Linked DNA regions of Homo sapiens: region 1 is linked to region 2. A link is a contact called in ENCODE Hi-C or POLR2A ChIA-PET data. All regions are on one chromosome and are shown on one strand. Each heading gives the region's core, a stretch centred on a gene start or an enhancer-like site at or near the end of the contact. The rest is flanking DNA. Distances are from core to core; before and after follow the strand shown. Region 1 has its middle 18 kb from the start of CCL22. Region 2 holds the start of CPNE2 (copine 2).

The links. A loop is a pair of places that touch in the nucleus more often than their neighbours do. ChIA-PET counts read pairs that join two places held with the same protein, here RNA polymerase II (POLR2A). Pooled maps may share reads with other maps.
Region 1: a pooled map shows a loop between it and region 2 (3-fold over the local background). The contact joins the enhancer-like site here to the promoter of CPNE2 in region 2. A Hi-C loop is called at or near these places in 2 of 50 pooled maps. POLR2A ChIA-PET finds 5 or more read pairs at or near these places in 4 of 52 experiments (GM10248, OCI-LY7, T-cell and 1 more).

The regions. Positions count from the first base shown.
Region 1 is chr16:57,338,031-57,343,241 of GRCh38, reverse strand. No RefSeq gene overlaps it. Among named protein-coding and RNA genes, the nearest start is that of CCL22, 18 kb to the left of the region's middle. Within about 2 kb of position 3,526, at least 2 of the 41 ENCODE cell types and tissues checked have a DNase peak (open chromatin) inside an H3K27ac peak, as active enhancers do.
Region 2 is chr16:57,090,146-57,095,508 of GRCh38, reverse strand. It overlaps CPNE2 (copine 2), which reads right to left and starts at 2,926. Exons shown (of 16, transcript NM_152727.6): 1 at 2,719-2,926. RefSeq lists silencers at 2,435-2,844, 2,905-2,954, 3,065-3,314, 3,335-3,404.

The DNA.
Region 1 (5,211 bases), core at 2,277-4,776, 250 kb before region 2:
GAATGTGGCCCAACACAAATGCGTAAACTTTCTTAAAACATTAGGAGATTTTTTGGGCGACTTTTTTTTTTTTTTTTTTTTAGCTCATCAGCTATCATTAGTGTTAGTGTACTTTATGTGTGGCCCAAGACAATGCTTCTTCTTCCAATGTGGCCCAGGGAAGCCAAAAGTTTGGGCACCCCTGAAGGACATCACTCCTAATTCTCCTGTTTCTTTCCTGCATCATCAATTTCCTCCTTTCTACTGTATCATTCTCTCTCTCTCTCTCTTTTTTTTTTTTTGAGACAGACTCTCGCTCTGTTGCCCAGGCTAGAGTGCATTGGTGCAATCTTGGCTCACTGCAACCTCTGCCTCCCGGGATCAAGCGATTCTCCTGCCTCAGCCTCCCAAGTAGTTGGGATTACAGGCACACACCACCGCACCTGGCTAATTTTTGTATTTGTTTTTAGAGACGGGGTTTCACTTTGTTGGCCAGGCTGGCCTTGAGCTCCTGACCTCAAGCGATCCACCTGTCTCAGTGTCCCAAAGTGCTGGAATTACAGGTGTGAGCCACCGCGCCCGGCCCTACAGTAGCATTCTCACTGGCATGCAACAAACCAGTAATTCTCCCATCTTAAGAAAACAGTGCATTAGGAAAACAGATCCCACATCCCCTTCCAGGTGCTGGACCTTTACAGTAAAACTCAAAAGAACAGTCAATACTTGCTATCATCAATTCTCCTTTTTCTTGTCTCTTCATTCCAATTCTGATTGCAAATACTTCTTAGGAATTCCTTGGGATGGCAGAGTCATGAGAGGAAGATCCACTTCAGAGAGGGGAGAGATGAAACCCTGGAGCACACTTTATTCCTGAGGTTCTAATAGGGGACTAAGAAAATACTTTTGATTTATGTGGGAGAAATCATTGAACACGTGAAGGATATAAATGTCTTCTGTAGTTAAAAAAGGAACCATTGGAATCAGGTAAACTGGCATGTATTAGGTACTGTAACGTCAGATGTCATAACAAACAAACCTCAAATTGTATAATGGCTCAGACACAGTAAGTTTATGTTTCACCACATAAAGTCCAAAACAGATGTTCCTGATTAATGGGCAGCTCTTCTCCAAGTGGCGGTTCAGGCACCCGGACTCCTCCCATTTGTGGTTCTGCTGTTGTTAACAGATCGCCGTGTTCATCTACATCAAGTCATAAAAGGGAAAATAGAAGCAGGCCTGGAGCGTGGGAAACTTTTTTGGTCCAAGCCTGGAAGTTGGGTGCATCAGCTCTGATCACATTCCATTAGCCAGAATTCAGACACCTGACCTCACCTGTTTGCAAGGAAGGCTGGGAAACAGAAGAGGTGTACTCAAGAAGAGGAAATAGGTTTGGCAAAGAGCCAGCCAGGCTCTGCAAATAATGGACATCCTCCAAGGAACAATGATTGGGCAAAGAGAAGATGACTTACCCTCCAGGACTTTGTTCTGAATAAGCAGCTTGTCCTGGCCTGGATTTCCGAGCAAGTCCCATTGTAAAACCACAATTGCTCTTTCTTCAAGAAGAAAACCCTTAGAAAAGCAAACAATTCTACACATTCCATCTACCTCTTCTGCCATTTGATATGTTTTGTGGGTTTCCAATTGGCTTTTTGGTATTCTATAAAAATGAGAGTCATCTTATAGCCTGTAGGGTGAGGGTGTGAGTAGCATGGCTATATCCTAAGTCTCAGAGATACGGGCTCTGCTACCAACTGGCAGTGAAGCTTGACTACCAGGCCCTGTGCCCTTGGGACTCAGGCCCTGACTCTGTGAAATGGGACTGGTCATGCCTGCCACTGCCAGGCTATTTGAGGATCAACAACTTGCACATTCGCAGCTCCAAATGATCTTTACAACAGCCTTTGGTGATTGAAAGGGTATAAATGCCCCTTGCACATTTCACAGATGGAACACCCGAGCTGGACGGTGACATGCTTGACCCAGGGAAACTCCAACTCCCAGTCCCCAGACAAGAGGTAGTGGCTGAAACTGAGAGGAGGTGACATCTTATAGGGAAGGAAGCAGAAAGGGGAAGCAGAAAAGCATGAGGAATGGTGTGAGGGGAAGAAAGAAGAAGAAAATGTATGGACGTTTATCCCAGAGCCCAGGGTTCTTTCCGTAGTGCCTCCCAACCCTCGGTTCCCTGTTATTTACTCACCCTGAAGCCTGGTAATCTGGACACAGATGGAGAATTATAGAGAAGACCAGGGGGGAACCAAGAGCGTTTGGAATCTCAGGAGCCTTCAAACTGGACAATGAACAGTGTCATCTCTTTCTGTGGTCAGTGGCCACCTACCTAAGGAATGGGTCCCCCAGGACCAACCATGTGTCAGAAGGCTCCTCCTCTTGCCCTTCTTTTAGTGTGGGATCCTGGAAGTCACTGTCACAGGGATGCTGTATCTACATGGGCTTGGACTCCTCGTACGGAAAGAATTATTATTTTCTCAAGTGGTAAAATGTTAACAGTTGGTGGATCAGGATGATGGAAATACAGGAAATACAGGATTTCTTTACTCTATTTTTGCAAATTTGCTGTAAGTTTGAAATTACTAGAAGATAAAAAGTTAAAAAATAAAAAAAGAAGAAGAAGAACAAGAGCTGGGCATGGTGGCTCACACCTGTAATCCCAGCACTTTGGGAGGCCGAGGCAGGCGGATCACAAAGTCAGGAGTTTGAGACCAGCCTGGCCAATATGGTGAAACCCCATCTCTACTAAAGATACAAAAATTAGCCAGGCGTGTTGGTGGGTGCTTGCAGTCCCAGCTACTCGGGAGGCTGAGGCAGGAGAATTGCTTGAATCCGGGAGGCAGAGGTTGCAGTGAGCAGAGATTACGCCACTGCACTCCAGCCTGGGTGACAGAGCAAGACTCTGTCTCAAAAAAAAAAAAAAAAAAAAAAAAAAAAGAAGAAGAAGAAGAAGAAGAAGAACCCAGAAACCCCCTCATGACCTCTTCCATCACAACCCCTCTGCTGCCACCACCAAGGAAAGCCCATTCTGGCTCCTAATACCTAAACTAGTTATTTCTATTTGAATCATAGAAAAAGTGACTGGGTGCACTGGGTGCTCATGCCTCTAATCCCAGCACTTTGGGAAGCTGAGGTAGGAGGATTACCTGAGCCCAAGTTCGAGACCAGCCTAGGCAATGTAGTGAGGCCCCATCTCTCCAAAAAAAAAAAAAAAAATACAAAAATTAGCCAGGCATGGTGATGCAAGCCTGTGGCCCCTAGCTACTAGAGAGACTGAGGTGGGAGGATCACTTGAGCCTGGGAGGCCAAGGCTGCAATGAGCCGGGGGGGGTGACAGAGAGAAACACTGTCTCAAAAAAACAAACAAACAAAGAACAGAAAGAAACACTGAATCATACAGAAAGCATTCCTTTATGCCTGACTTCTTCTCTTTTTTTGAGACAGCGTCTCGCTCTGTCACCCAGACTGGAGTCCGGTGGCACGATCACGGTTCGCTTCAGCCTCAACCTCAGCTATCCTCCCACCTCAGCTCCCCTAGCAGCTAGGACTACAGGCATGAGCCACTGCACCTGGCCTGTGCCTGACTCCTTTCATTCAACATTATGTTTAGGAGATTCAGCCATGTCTTTGCTTGCCCTTTTACTTCATTCTCATTCCTCCACAGTATTCCATTGTAAGAATGTATCACATATAGATGGGACTTCCAGAATGACTGAGTGAGGAAGCTCTGAAACACCCACCCACCCACACAAAGCCCTCATTCTTTTCTCATTAAAGTTCAAGACTTTTCAAAGTAAACACTTCTCAATTTGTTACATACTGTGTTAGTTTTTTCTTTTTTCTTTTTTTGAGACAGAATCTCACTCTGTCACCCATTATTCTACCTACTACTTATAATTTTGATCAATCTCCAGTTTTCAAATGATTATTTTTTCTCACAGTTTTGCAGTTTTGTTATAAGTTTTTGTAGTTTGTTATAAGTTCTGCTAAGTTTTGTATTTTTAGTAGAAATGGGGTTTTTCCATGTTGGCCAGGCTAGTCTCAAACACCTGACCTCAGGTGATCCACCCGCCTCAGCCTCCTACAGTGCTGGAATTAGAGGCATGAGCCACCGTGCCCTGCCAAGAAAAATTATTTTTAAGAGAACCAATAGAAATTCTGGATTTGAAAAGTATAGTGTCTAAAATGAAAATTTCCCTGGAGGGGCTTAAAAGCAAATTTGAGCTGACAAAATAAAGAATTGGCAATCTTGAGGATAGATCAGCAGAGATTATACAAGCTGAATAATGGAGAGAAAAAAGACTGAAGAAAATGAACAGAGACTAAGAAGCCTTGGCCCATCATCAAATGCACCAACATCCAGGTAACAGGACTCTGAGAAAGAGGGAAAAAATAGAGAAATGGGCAGAAAAAATATTCAAAGAAAAAAATGGCTGAAAAATTCCAAAATTTGATGATAACATTAATCTACACATCCTAGAATCTGAATGAGCCAGAAGTAGGATAGACTCAAAGAGATCCACACATGAGCACGTTATAATTAAACTGTTGAAAAGAAGAAAATAAAAACTTGAAAGCAGAAAAGAAAATCCATCATATACACAGAAATGACAGTAAGATTAACACATGACTTTTGTCCAAAACAATGGAGAAATACACAACAAACTAGGAATAGAAGGAAACTACCTAAGCATAGTTATGTGCAGATTAAAACAAACCTGATAGTGAAAGACTGAAAGCTTGTTCTCTAAGACCAGGAATAAGTAAGGATGCCTGCTTTCACCACTTCTAATAACATAGTACTGGAATCCTAGCCAGAGCAATTAGGCAAGAAAGAGAAATAAAAGGCATCCATATTGACAATGAAGAAGTAAAATTATCTCTGTTTGAAGATGACATGATCCTATATGCAGCAAACCCTAAAAATTGCATCCATTAAAAAGCTATTAAAACTAACAAACAATTCAGTAAAGTTGCAGGACACAAAATGGTCACATAAAAGTCAATTGCAGCTGGGTGTGGTGGCTTATGCCTGTAATCCCAGCACTTTGGGATGCCAAGGCAGATGGATCACTTGAGCTCACAAGTTCAAGAACAGCCTGGGCAATATGGCGAAACCCTGTCCCTACAAAAAGTACCAGAATTCACTGAGTGTGGTGGTGCACGCTTGTGGTCCAAGCTACTTGGGAGGCTGAGGCAGGAGGATGGTTTGAGCCTGGAAGGCAG
Region 2 (5,363 bases), core at 1,677-4,176:
AGAGCAAGATCCTGTCTCAAAAAATAAATAAATAAAAAATAAAAAAAGGAAGAAAGAAAGAAATATTCCAGGGTATGGAACAGCAGTCTTCTTGACTCTGCCATGGGAGTGACAGCCGAGGTCCAGTGGCCCAATGAGGGCAGAAGACATTGGGATGTGAGCCAGGAGGCGCCTCTAACCTGGGCTCTGTCCTCAGGCACTGTGGGACCCCTATGTCCTCCCTTCTGGACAGGGAGGTGGGGAGATGTGTGATTGTGGACTTTTCTAGATGCTGCCTGCCAAGATCACAGGGTGACCTGGCATCCCAGCTCCCACAGAGCCCACACCACCGTGTCTGGCAGGGTTGGGGGAGATCCCACCTCCACTCCCTGAGGCCATATTCTGCAAGGGGGAAGGAGCTGGGTCCTCAAGGTGTTTTGCTCCTGATTCGGTAGCCCCAGTGCCATCTATGAATAAGGTTCAGGGGAGGGGAGAGGGACAGAGACCTCCATCAGGCTGGGGGCACCCTGACCCTGAGCTGAGGGCTTCTCAGATCGGGACCGTGCCTGGCGATGATGCCTCCTGCTCTGACAGGAGGGAGAAAATTACTAGAGAGTGCTCTTTTGTTTTCTGTTCACTCCTTAGAGCCCTGTGAGGCCAGCCAGATGTGGGGAAATGGGGACACCTGGATGAGACCTACCACTTCTCCTGGTCTTCTTTCACCCCAGGCCCCTGCCCCTAGAACAGCCCAGAAGTCCTGACGGGAGGGGGAGGAGCAAGCTGGCCTGAGACAACCCCACAAAGGATCCTGGATGCAGTCACCCACATCAGGCTTCTTAATATTCCCATGGATAATGACAATGACAGTTAACCAGGCACTCACCACGTACCAATAAGTGCTGGCACCCGAGTCCTTGCAATCTAATTTAATCCTACCTTTGCAGAAATACACAATTACCTGAAAAGAATATGAAGGTGTATAGATATAAAAACTGAGGACTGGGAGGAGGACCAGATGGGGTCCAGTACTTACTGTTTTACAGACATAGAAACCGAGGCTCCATTCTCAGCCATCTTCTTCCCTTATGCCCCAGTTTTTAATTCTCATGACATTCCAGAGGGAGTGTCCGTTGGAACACCACCAGAGACACCACACTTGCCACTCATGAAGTGCTCCCTACTTGCAGAACGTCTGCTCCCTGTTCCCCAGTTCCAGCCTCCCAGCCGCCCTACTGTAAGCTGGATCATGTCACAGTTTGCCTCATTTTACAGACAGAAAACCCCCCAAGTCCAAGGGGTGACAAGGCACGCAGACAGGAAGTGACGGCCGCAAAACGAACCCAAGCGTCCACATCCTTCGTCCCTGGTTCTTTCCATGGAGAAACCTGCCTGGGTGACCCCTTCCAATCCAGCTGGCTGGGGCGGTCCTGGAGCTCACCTGGACCTATGCCAGGCGGAATGCCATAAAACCACGCCTTCATGCTGTGTCCATTCTCCAGGAGGCAGGCCCCGGAACATCAGCCCATTTCACAGATGGTGACCCAGAGGGCCACAGGGGGGGAGGGTCTGGGCCAAGTTCCCTGTTGGTCATAGGTGGGGTTCAGACCCAGGTCTCCCAGGCCTCCCCATCAGGGCAGGCTGCAGCTGCCAGGGATTACAATCTGCGCACACCGCCTGTTTCCTGAAAACCATGGGCTCCCTGCAGTCCGTGAAGCTGTGGATGCCCAAGGGGCAGAAAAAGCCCCCCAACCTTTGATGACAGCACACACCTCTAAGGGAGCAAAAAACTAAGGCAGACAAAAAAAAGGGCGTTTTGTCTGGAAGATCATTCTTCCAGACCCCTTGTCCCTTCCCCCAGTACATATGGGGCAGGGGATTCAGATGCAAGATGAACACCCTATTAGCTACCAGAGCCAGCAGCATCTGTGACCTTGGGCAAATCACAGCCCCCTTTGAAGCAGCCCCTTCCCCATAGGAGAGCTTCTTGAACTCGGGGGGACGTGGAGCGAGGCTGGGGGATGGGGTGGGAAGAGCAGGGAAGAGGGTGTAAGACCCCTCTATTTTCAGAGGAGCATCGCTGTGAGAAACGGGGAATAAGAGAGGGCCTTGTTCGCCCGCTCTCTCCATGCCCACCCCCACACCCCCTTTAAACACACAGGTGCCAGACAGCTTTTTCGCAAAAACTAGTTTGCAAACACACTCCGACTTCTGGGAAGCTGCCCAGCTCCACTCCCCCTCTGCGCTCCCAGTACCGGGGCTGGGAGCCGGCCCTCCGGCAGTTGCCTGGGGCAGGGGGTGGGTGTTGAGGGGTGGGAGGAGGGCAGAGGGGAGCGGAGAGGAGCCAGCGCCCGCCGAGAGCCAGGGCGACCTCACGCCTTCAGCAGCTGCGGCAGCGGCGGGTCTCCACCTCCCGTACGCCCTCCAAGCCCCTCGGGGCGGGTGGAAGGGTCCCCAAAGCAGCTGGGCTCGGACCCCCGAGGGCGCCCCCCTCCCCAGGGACCCCGCCCGCCCTTCCCCGCAGTCCGGGAGCCGGCGGGGCGCCCCCGCGTGGCCGGGTCGGAGCTGAGTCACCGAAGCGCCGGAGTCCGGGTTCGCGCTGGCGGCGGGGGCTAGAGCGCCGCAGCCCCCCGAGGCGGAACCCGGGTTCCTTCGGACCCGCAGCTGGATCAAAGAGCCCAGCCCCAAGGCCGAAGTTGGGCACTCACGCCAAGCTGCCCCGCCTGCCCGGGCCCCACTCACCGCAGGTCCCGCGGGCGCCACCGCCCTCACCGCACGGCTGCCGCTGCCCGCGCTCCGAGCCGCCCGGGCATCCCCGGGAGCTGCTCCTGCTCGGCCGGGCCCGCGGGCGCGGGACAGGCTCAGGGCGCTGCCCGCGCGGCCACGGCCCGCTCGCGTGCGCTCCCAGCCGCTCGGGGTCCGGTCCTCCTCCCGGGCCGGGCGGGCGGGCGGCGGCGGCGGCGGCGGCTCGGGCTCCTCCCTCCGGCCGAGGAGGGGAGTGGGGAGGGAAGTGGGAGGCGAGGCGGGAGCTTCCTGGAGGGGCGCGCGCTCTCCCACGGGAGGAGCGGGGGCGCTGTCCCGCCCGCAGTCCGCCGCTCCCAGCCCGCGCCCGGCGCGCCGCGGCACTCGGGGCGCCTGGCACCGAGGGGGCCCGAACGTTCGGGCCGAACGCGAGGGTCCGAAGGTTCCAGGCTGGGACTCAGGTGGCTGAGGATCGGAACAACGCGGCTTCGCGCCCTCCCCAGGCCTGCTTTGCCCGAGCCTCTGGCACCTCCGAGTTCCGAGCGCCGTGCGCTCAGGGCCACCGACGCGGGAACAGAGGGGTGGCCTCAGCCCGGGCCTGCGGGGCCCCAGGGCCGCTTGGACCCCCAGCGCCGATGGGAGCGGCGCTGCGCCCTCGGGGCAACACCCAAGGCTGGGTTCTGGGTTGTATTGGGCAGGATTAGGGCCGCAGTGTTTTCTTCCCTTTTTTTTTTCAATAGCAAAAGAGCTCGGCATTTTCTTGCCGCCAGAGATTGGAAATATGACATATTTCTCTGACACAGACGATAAGATAAAGACGGATCCGAACTGGGCCTGGGTCTACTCATCCGTGCGGAAAATTAGGCGAGTCTTTAAGGCCTTGGAGCCCAGGCCTCCTTTTCCCTAGAAGAGGCACCAATTCTTAGGACACTTGTCTGTCGCTGGGCGCTCAAGCCTTTGGCCACTCCGCGGTATTTAGGTGCTCTCTGGGCAAGTTCACCACCGGGCATCAGAAGGCTGAGCCTCACGTAACCAGATTCTGGGGGGCGGGGCTTTCCCGGGGATCTCAAGGCCATGTCCACAGCCCTTGGCCCTGGGGCTCAAGGACTGGGCAGCTGAGGGTTAATGCCGAGTGCTTCCATTGTGGCTTTTCGATTCCAGGCAGGTGAGGGTTAATGTGGGAGCCTCGCGCGCTGCAGCCTGTGAGCCTCCCTCCACGTCTGAGTCACTGGCACTTTGCAGCCTTACAGGGGCCGAGACTAAACAGCCCCCGGGGCTCTGAGCTTTGTTCTCTGCCTGCCTGTCACCCATCCATCTTTCCTTTCTCCAAGCTCTCTTCACCTTTCTTCCACCGAAGCCAATCAAAGCCCTCTGCCCCGCTCTGGGGCAAACCAACCTATCAACCCAACTCCAGCCCCGCTTCCTCCAGGAAGACTTTCCTGATTGCTCTGGCCTCAGAATCTGTCTCTTGTCTTTCCAGCAGCAGGAGAGCCAGGCACTGGGATGGACAGTGGTGAACCAAAGCAGATAGTCTCTCTCAAGTTGCTCACCTGTGGGGGCCAAGATCAGGACCCAGGCCATCATATCACCATATGAAATGTGCAAAGATTGGAGGTAGGGTGGCACAGAAGACCCAACTCAGCCATGGGAGTCAGCGAGGCTTCCTTTAAGAAACCTGAAGGATGAGATAGTTGGGCCTGTCAAGGAAGATACTAGATCCCTAGCCAAGGAGGCAGAGTACAAAGGCCAGGGGTCACAGCAATTCCACTCCTAGATATCTACCCGGGAGAAATGAAAACATATGGCCACACAAAACATACACAAATGTACGTAGCAGCATTATTCATAATAGCCAAAAAGTGGAAACCACGCAAATGTTCATCCACTGATGAATGGAAAAACAAAATGTGGTATATCCACACAACATAGAATATTATACAGCCATAGAAAGGTACGAATTACTGGCCAGTTGTGGTGGCTCACACCTGTAATCCCAGCACTTTGGGAGGCCAAGGCGGGCGATTACTTGAGGTCGGGAATTCAAGACCAGCTTGGCCAACATGGCAAAACTCTGTCTCTACTAAAAATATAACAATTAGCCAGGCGTAGTGGCAAGAACCTGTAATCCCAGCAATTCGGAAGGCAGGAAGGAGAATCACTTGAGCCCAAGAGGCGGAAGTTGCAGCCAAGATTGCGCCACTGTACTCCAGCCTGGGTGACAGAGGGAGATTCCATCCCCCCTCCAAAAAAAAAAAGAAAGGAAAAAAAGAAAGGTGGGAAGTACTGATACATGCTACAGTATGGACAAACTTGGAAAATATTATGCCCAGTGAAAGAAGCCAGTCTCAGACAAATATTACATGGCTCCATTTAGATGAAATGTCCAGAATAGACAAATCCACAAACAGACAAAGCAGATTTGTGGTTGCCTCGGCCGGGGAGTGGAGAATGGGGAGTGATTGCTATTGGCAAAGGGTTTCTTTGGGAGATGATAAAAAATGTTCTAAAGTTAGATTCTAGGCAGAGTGCGGTCCTGCCTGTAATCCCAGCACTTTGGGAGGCCGAGGCAGACAGATTACTTGAGGCAAGGAGTTCAAGACCAGCCTGAGCAACATAGTGAGACCCCACCATCTCTACCAAAAAAA